Linked DNA regions of Homo sapiens: region 1 is linked to region 2. Evidence: chromatin contacts called from ENCODE Hi-C or POLR2A ChIA-PET data. All regions are on one chromosome and are shown on one strand. The core of a region is the stretch at or near the end of the contact, and the rest is flanking DNA. Distances in the headings are between cores, read along the strand shown.

Region 1 (4,534 bases), core at 171-2,670, 64 kb after region 2:
CATGAAAAACACCTTACCACCTGGGAGTCAGGGGCAGGTTCAGGCACATCCATTCCTCTGGCATTTGAGCAGCTGTTTTCCACAGCATTAACTCAGCACGGCAGGGTAAGTCAGATTAAAAACCAATAAAAGAGTAGTATCCTCATACCACCCTCAACGTCTTCCTGCTTCACCAAAAAACCAATAAAAGACTGAATGTGGCCCTTTATCAGCTAGACCTCAAAATCTTCTTTGCTTTCTATGCGTATTTCCAATAAAAAAGTACAAGGGTTGTTAAAAGTCCTTATTTATTTATTTATTTATTTATTTATTTATTTATTTATTTTTAGAACCAGGGTCTCACTCTGTTGCCCAGGCTGGAGTTCAGTGGTGCAGTCATAGCTCAGTGCAGCCTCCAACTCCTGAGCTCAAGTGATCCTCCCACTTCAGCCTCCAGAGAAGTTGGGACTACAGGTGCATGCTACCACGCCAGGCTAATGCTTTTGGTTTTTTAAGAGTTTTGTTGAGTCAGGGTCTTGCTATGTTGCCCAGGCTGGTCTCAAATTCCTAGCTTCAAGCAGTCCTCCTCCCTCAGCCTCCCAAAGGGTTGGTATTACAGGCATGAACCACTGTGCCTGGCCTTAAAGTCCTTTTGAAACACAAGACAAGAAACATTTGGCCGCGCACAGTGGCTCATGCCTGTAATCCCAGCACTTTGGGAGGCCAAGGCAGGTAGATCATGAGGTCAGGAGTTCAAGACCAGCCTGGCCAAGATGGTGAAACCCCATCTCTACTAAAAATACAAAAAATTAGCTGGGCATGGTGGCACGTGACTGTAATCCCAACTACTCAGAAGGCTGAGGCAGAGAATTGCTTAAAACCCAGGAGGTGGAGGTTGCAGTGAGCCAAGATCTCGCCACTGCACTCCAGCCTGGGCAACAGAGCAAGACTCTGTCTCGAAAAAATTAAAAATAAAAATACAAAAATTAGCTGGGCATAGTGGCACGTGCCTGTCATCCCACCTACTCAGGAGGCTGGGGCAGGCGAATCGCTTGAACCCGGGAGGCGGAGGTTGCGGTGAGCCAAGATCGCGCCATTGCACGCCAGCCTGGGCAACAGAGCGAAACTCAGTCTCAAAAAAAAAAAAAAAGGAAACATTTATTGAACACCTAGTACATTCCATGCACTGTAGTGTGTGTGGTTTTATTTAATTTCATCTCTGCCCAACCCTGGGAAACGGTCTATTAGCAGACGCAGAGGATAAGGCACAGGACGATCAGGTAACACACCCAGGGCCAAATATCATAAATGGCAGAATTCAAATTAAAGCCACCTTCCAAGCCATGTCCCTCCCATCGTCACAATACTGCATGTCTACAGCACAGTTGATGGGCATAACCCTTCTTAGCAACAGCAAGCAGCTGAGCAGAAAGTAATTGCAGGAGGCAGAGCCAAGAGGAAAACTGCTGAGAGTGCTGACGGTAGGTGGAGAGAACAGAAGCACACACCGTAGGGTGCAATCTTAGTGAGCTTTGTTTTCCTTCAATAGAGGTGAGTTCAGACCCAGGCATGTCTCTCCAACATTCATTTCCCCTGCTTCGGCACCATAGACTTGAAGGATTGGACTCAGGAGTTGGGGAGGACACGGGGGAAGTTGCTTTCCTGGTGCTGAGGCCCCCGGCCACCGTGGTAGTGTACAGCAAGTACAGGGTAACAGAAGGGCCAGCAGGAGGACACGGCGCAATGGTGTACCGAGGGACAGGAGAGTGAATCAGAGCCACAGGACAGAGCTCCACCTGTTTCCAGGGAAGTGCATGGGGGGCTCCCGGAAGCCAAAGGCAGCGCCCAGAGGCAGTGTGAAGAGGCCTTCCTCAGACCTCAGGGTTTCGGCAGGGATAGTGGGTGACCTGTGTGCTGGCTCTCCAGAAACTGAAAGCAGCAAGAGACACTTGGGCTCCTTTTTTAGTTTTTCTGGTTTGTTTTGTTTTGTTTTTTTGCAGGCACTCGGTGGTTAGCTGGAAATAAAGGTGGAGGAACTGGGCAGTTCAAAGGCAGAGACGGCTTCCCCCACCCCCACCTCACCTCCCCTTTCATTCAGAAAAGCCACAAAAGCGTGGCCCCAGGGTGTGTGTGAAAGGAGGGAGGAGTGACTCCACCTAGCTCCTCTGGAGTAAAGAGAGGCTGTGGGCCTGGTGTCGTGCGTGCATGCCTGCATGTGCCTGTGTGTGTGCATGCTTGCCTGGTGCTCAAGGGTCAGGGGAAGCTGGCTGAGAAGACTGAGGAGATGGAGGGAGGTGGAGGGAAGTGTAATAGAAGGAGGTGGAGGAAGGTGGCTGCCATAGAGCTTTGGCTCTGGCTGGCCTGAGTCTCTTCCTGAAGTTGCAGCTGCACTTTGGGGCCAGGCGCTGTTGACACTGTGGGTATAAACATGTGGCCAGCAGCAGAATAGAGACTCAGAGTCTTGAGAAAGAAAGTGGTGACTTCCCACTCCTCCTTCCTTCTTTCCTGTACAGAGTCTGCCATCTGGGGGCAGAGATATGGGCAAGCCCTCATTATAATACTAGCAGTGAAGGGCTGGGCATGACAGGTGGAAACACCACTGACTCTAGAACTCAGAGCATGGAATTTGGTATGGTGGCAGGCAGGGGTCCAGAGGTAGTATTTGTTATCTATTGCTGTGTAACGAATTAGCTTAAGGTATAGCAGTTCAAGAGAAGAAATGTTTATTATCTCACAATTTCTTTGGGTCAGAAATACAGGTGTGGTTTAGCTGAATGCTTTCTGGCTGAAGGTGTTTCAGGACGTTACAGTCATGCCACCAGCTGGGGCTGCCAACTCATCTGAAGGCTCAACACAGGGGGACCGGAGTCCAAGCTCCCTCACATGGTCACCAGCAGGATTCAGTTCCTCGAAGGCTGTCATTTAGAGGCCTCCCTCCGTCCCTCCTTACAGGTCCTTCTCACAGGGCACTTCGTGACATGGCAGCTGACTTTCTGGGGACCATCCAAGTGAGAAAGAGCCCTTAGAAAGAAGTGACAGTCTTTATATAACCTAATCTCAGAAGTGACAACTCATCCCTTCTACAAGGTTCTATTATTCAAAATTGCATCTGTAAATCCAGCTCACTCAAGGGAAAGGGATTACTAGGAGATAGGGGTCACTGGGGGCCATTCTAGAGGCTCCCTGTCACAGCATCCAAGCTGAGACCTACAGAATGACAGGAGTTCACCAGGCAGGGAGGCAGGAGGGAGTTGGGGGACGGCAGGTGCAGTGAACCATGGTTGTAACTCAGTATGGCTGCACAGAGAGCACTGCCTGAGGGTGAGCAGTGCTGTGGAGAGGCCAGCAGGGCCCAGAACTTGTACCATCTTTTAACCCAGGTTTGTAAGGGTGGACTTTATCCTGCAAGCATGAAGATCCTAAAGCTTGAGGCTAACGGTTAAGATTTGGCTTTAGAAAGATTACACTGCTGGCCCAGCTCAGTGGCTCACGCCTGTAATCCCAGCATTTTGGGAGGCTGAGGTGGGCGGATCACCTGAGGTCAGGAGTTCGAGACCAGCCTGGCCAACATGGTGAAACCCTGGTTCTCCTAAAAATACAAAAAAATTAGCTGGGCATGGTGGTGGGTGCTTGTAATCCCAGCTATGCGGGAGGCTGAGGCAGGAGAATCGCCTGAACCCGGGAGGTGGAGGAGGTTGCAGTGAGCCAAGATGGCACCGCTGCACTCCAGCCTGGGTGACAGAGTGAGACTGTATCTGAAAGAAAGGAAAGGGAAAAAAAAGAAAGAAAAAAAAAAGAAAAGAAAAGAAGGAAGGTTATCACTGCTGTGGGGAGAATGGATTGAAGAGAGTAAAAGAGCAGAGGAAGGCCAGCTGGCGGGTGCGGCAGGTGGGGGGATTGAACTGAGGTGCTGGAGAGGCTGAATGGCTGGCAGCAGCGCTGCTGCAGAGCTGGCGTCCCTGGGTGTAGGAACTGACTGCTTATGTCCGTCTTCCTCCTCTGGAACATAAGCTCAATGAGGACAGGGATTCTTGTTTGTAGTCTCTGGTATCCCCAGCGTTTAGGACAGTGGCACTAGATGAATGACTAGGACACCCCAAGGTTTCTGGCTTGAGTAACTGGGTGGAGCTATTCTCTAAGCTGTGAGGCACAGAGGGCAAACATGGACAGAAACTTAATATTTGAGAAATACTGAGTTTGAGGTGCTTTGTAGGCCATCTGAGAATAAATGCCTCGTAGGCAGTTGACATGCGGGGATCTGGAAAGCCTCTTAAAGAAATGGTGAGAGATGGAGACTTGAAAATCCAAGCACCTAGACGCCCGTGATGGGAGTAGTTAACATGGCCCTGGGACCCTTTCCCAGAGTTTCTAGGACACCTTACGCAGCAACAGTGCTTGCTTTGAAAGATAGTAAAGGAAGAAAGTCTTGCCAATTGTCATTCACAAAAGAAAGTCAAAAATATGTTGCCAGAGAGGACAGGAGAAAGCCAGGAATCACGGGAAGCCAGAAGAGAGCTTCGAGTACTATGAGAACAGCACAGTAGGTTAGGTAAGG
Region 2 (4,039 bases), core at 1,097-3,596:
CTAGTAGCTGGGACCACAGGCACGTGCCACCACGCCTGGCTAATTTTTGTATTTTTTGTAGAGACAGGGTTTTGCCATGTTGCCCAGGCTGGTCTCCAACCCCTGGGCTCAACTGATCTGTCCGCCTTGGCCTCCCAAAGTGCTAGGATTACAGGTGTGAGCCACCACACCCGGCCTGTGTAGATATTTCATAAGTATCAAAATGCTAACCTTTGGCAAGTAAAATAATGTGCCATAATATTCCAGTTTCGCAGCAAACAAAACCAGAGAGGCACTGTAGTTTTAAAAAATGAAAATGGCCAGATGAGGTGGCTTATGCCTGTAATCCCAGCACTTTAGGAGGCTGAGGCAGCCGGGAGTTCGAGACCAGCCTGGGCAACATGGCAAAATCCTGTATCTACAAAAAAATAGAAAAATTAGCAGGGCATGGTAGTACATGCCTGTAGTCCCAGCTACTCAGGAGAGAGAGGTGGGAGGCTCACCTGAGGCCAGTGAGGTCAAGGCTGCAGTGAGCCATGACAGTGACACTGCAGTTCTGCCTGGGTGACAGAGTGAGACTCTGTCTCAAACAAACCAACAAACAAACAAACGATTATATTGCTGAGTAAGGTGGTGCACACCTGTAGTCCCAGCTACTCGAGAGGCTCAGACGGGAGGATCACTTGAGCCCAAAAGTTCAAGGCTGTGGTGCACAATGATCACACCTGTGAATAGCTACTGCACTCCAGCCTAGGCAACATAGGAAGACATTGTCTCTTTAAAAAAGAAAAGAAAAAAAGAATGATTTCCCATGTTAGAAATTACTTTCACCACTTTTTCTTATCAAAACATTTGTTGATCATTTATTGTTAATCCTGGACTTTTTAACTATTCTGAAGGTGTCAAAAAGGTCTGTGCCAACCATGCATGCCTTTTTAAATTTTATTTTTATTTTAGTATCTTCATTTCCTCAACCTCCCAGGCTCAGGTGATCCTCTCACTTCAGCCTCCGACGTAGCTAGGACTACAGGCATGTACCGCCACGTCTGGTGAGTTTTTTGTTTGTATTTTTTGTAGAGATGGGTTTCCCCATGTTGCCCAGGCTGGTTTCAAGCTCCTGGGCTCAAGTGACCCACCTGCCTCAGCCTCCCAAAGTGCTGGGATTACTAGCGTGAGCCACTGCACCCGGTCAAGCGTAATTTTTTTTTTTTTTTTTTTTTTTTGAGACAGAGTCTCATTCTGTCGCCAGGCTGGAGTGCAGTGGCGTGATCTCGGCTCACTACAACCTCCGCCTCCTGGGTTCAAGTGATTCTCCTGCCTCAGCCTCTGGAGTAACTGGGACTACAAGTGTGCACCACCACGCCCAGCTTATTTTTGTATTTTTAGTAGAGATGGGGTTTCACCATGTTGGCCAGGATGGTCTCGATCTCTTGACCTCGTGATCCGCCCGCCTCGGCCTCCCAAAATGCTCTCAGATTACTGGTGTGAGCCACTGCACCCAGTCAAGGGTAATTTTTTTAAAAGCCTTTTTAAAAATTAACCACAAAAGGAAGTCAACAACAAAAGGGTTTGTCTAGCTACAACTTTAAGGGGCTTCACGATTAATGTGGTAGCTCCTCATAATCTGGAAAAAAGTAGGCTGTCAGCATTGTTTGATTCATTTAAAAAGCAGGAGACTTACACAGCCTAAATTAGAATAAGTGATTTTTATTATTAGCACATTGTTCCAATCACCTTGCTTACAAATATTTCTGTATGCTGTGGTATTTTTTCACTCTAAGAATAGTACAAACATCAGGTGATCTTACCCAAAACAGCTCTGGAAGTCCTTTTCATAGCGTTTACTGTCAGTGAATCGAGAACTGGAGGACTTAGCTCTGCAAATACAGCAGCCCTCTATACTTCGGTACATCTTTGGCTTGTGAAAACCAAACATCTTTTCTTCTGGGCAATAGTCTGTAAAGCCAAGGGAATTGACATATCTTTGTTGAGGGCTGTAACAAGGAACCATTAAAGAGTTCTCTCTGCTCCACCCCACCCCCAAGCAACTTGGTGTTATATGACCAAGACAGGCAGGCAGCTCAAGGGAAGACCTCCTGGATCGACCTCCATTCTTGGCACTATCAAGGCAAGCGTATAAAACACAAAGAAAAGCCTAGTTATTTAAGGAGGACTCTACTACCTCCTAACTCGCCTAACAAACATGCAATCTAAAAATGGGGAAGAGAAGCATTTTTTAAAATCAGGTTTTGAAGTAAGAAATGCCACAAACAATCCTGTAAAATAATGAAGCTGTACACAATTAAGGATGCATCCTTAAATTTAAGACACACCTTTTTATTTTGCACATTTGCATTAACGTGATTCCCCTCTGGGGAAGTTTTGAGCATTTACCATGAATACTATTTGATACTAAGCACACAACTAGCTCACTATGCATCAGCCCATACTACTTTGCCTAATGGGAATTCAGAGGGGATTTCTTCTGTGATAAATGGGAAGTTCTAAGCAGTCAAGTTTGCCCCTGAATTGAAACTGCTGAAGGGAAGATGTAAAATTCACAAAAATCCAAGGTTAGAATTTAATAATAATAATTCCTTATTATCATTAAGACAAAAAAAGAACGAGCTCATGTTGTCTGACCGCTGATCTGCCCCTTAGTTGTTAGAGGTTTGTGGACCTCTTCTACAAGGCTTTGTGCCTGAGAGTAGTAACAGTGGGAGGCAAATGTCCCAGAGACGTAGAGTGAAATAAATTGCAGTCCTCCTGTTAAAAAAAAAAAAAATCTCAACGTCAAGGAAGGAATGAAAACAGCTCTGGGGCTGGATGCAAATATGTAGCTGGCAGTAAATCTGTACCTTAGGAAAAGTAATTTGGAATATCCAAATCAAGGGCCAGCTCACCAAAACAACCGGACTAAGAGAGGTGATGAAAAGGCAATGAATATAGAAACTAAACTCCAATGGACAAGTCAGAGGATGTGTGTATGTATGAGGGTCTAACTATAAATTATCACAAAATTATCACATAAAGCAACAATAAAAGAAAAAAATTTTTTTTTTTTTGGAGACAGAGTCTCACTCTTTCACCCAGGCTGGAGTGCGGTGGCGCGATCTAGGCTCACTGCAAGCTCTGCCTCCCAGGTTCAAGTGATTCTCCTGCCTCAGCCTCCCTAGTAGCTGGGACTACAGGTGCCCGCCACCACACCCGGCTAACTTTTTGTATTTTTAGTAGAGACAGGGTTTCAGCATGTTAGCCAGGATGGTCTCGATCTCCTGACCTTGTGATCCACCCGTCTCGGCCTCCCAAAGTGCTGGGATTACAGGCGTGAGCCACCGTGCCCGGCCAAGAAAATTATTAATATCACTTTCGTGTCCATAGTTTTAGGAGTTATTACCACAGAACACTATCTTTTTAAAGTTGTTTTAGAAATAAACTTAGATGAGTAAACCTAAAGCTTCAGTACAGTCATGTGTTGCTTAACAATGGGGACACATTCTGAGAAATGCATCATTGGGCATCCTTGTGCAGACATCAGTGTCCTCACATAAACCAAGATGGCAATAGCCTACAACACCCCTAGGCTATATGGGATAGCCTACTGTTCCAAGGCAACAAACTTATACAGCGTGTGACGGTACTGAATGCCGTGGGCAACTGTAATACAATGGTAAGAATCTGTGCATCTAAATATAGAAAAGGTACAAAAAAATATGGTATCATAATCTTTTGGGACCACCATCATATATGCAGTCTGTGGTTGACCGAAACGTCCTTGTGTGACATATGGCTGTATTTGTCTTTGGATTATCTCGTCTGATCCCATTCCATTCCAATTCTGGTTAGTATAATATAGCAAGTATTAATGAAAATGATTCAGAACCAAATATCCAGGCTTTTTATGTGTATTTTTTTGGTATTGAGGGGTTTTGAAATATAGACAGAGGTTTTACAACTTTTAAAAGAAAATTTTTTTAAAACTTTTATTAGCAAATAATTAGCTAAAAACTGAAGCTTCCCTTTCAAACAGGCTATTGTTAATAAACTGTTCCTCTGCCAT

What was found. Hi-C counts contacts between places; a loop is a spot of excess contacts on that map. ChIA-PET counts read pairs that join two places held with the same protein, here RNA polymerase II (POLR2A). Pooled maps may share reads with other maps.
Region 1: a map of naive thymus-derived CD4-positive, alpha-beta T cell shows a loop between it and region 2 (3-fold over the local background). The contact joins two enhancer-like sites. A Hi-C loop is called at or near these places in 2 of 168 maps with a recorded cell type or tissue (Caco-2 and naive thymus-derived CD4-positive, alpha-beta T cell), 10 of 37 single-sample maps with no recorded cell type and 7 of 50 pooled maps. POLR2A ChIA-PET finds 5 or more read pairs at or near these places in 12 of 52 experiments (B cell, Caco-2, GM12878 and 7 more).

What each region holds. Positions count from the first base shown.
Region 1 is chr12:31,360,796-31,365,329 of GRCh38, forward strand. It overlaps LINC02387 (long intergenic non-protein coding RNA 2387), which reads right to left. Exons shown (of 2, transcript NR_146469.1): 2 at 2,686-3,000. Among named protein-coding and RNA genes, the nearest start is that of LINC02387, 6.2 kb to the right of the region's middle. RefSeq lists an enhancer at 3,724-4,223. Within about 2 kb of position 1,421, at least 7 of the 41 ENCODE cell types and tissues checked have a DNase peak (open chromatin) inside an H3K27ac peak, as active enhancers do; they include GM12878, where a contact is called at or near this core.
Region 2 is chr12:31,296,290-31,300,328 of GRCh38, forward strand. SINHCAF (SIN3-HDAC complex associated factor) reads right to left here. Exons shown (of 6, transcript NM_001135812.2): 2 at 1,788-1,935. The coding sequence starts at 1,915. Among named protein-coding and RNA genes, the nearest start is that of FLJ13224, 26 kb to the right of the region's middle. Within about 2 kb of position 2,347, at least 2 of the 41 ENCODE cell types and tissues checked have a DNase peak (open chromatin) inside an H3K27ac peak, as active enhancers do; they include GM12878, where a contact is called at or near this core.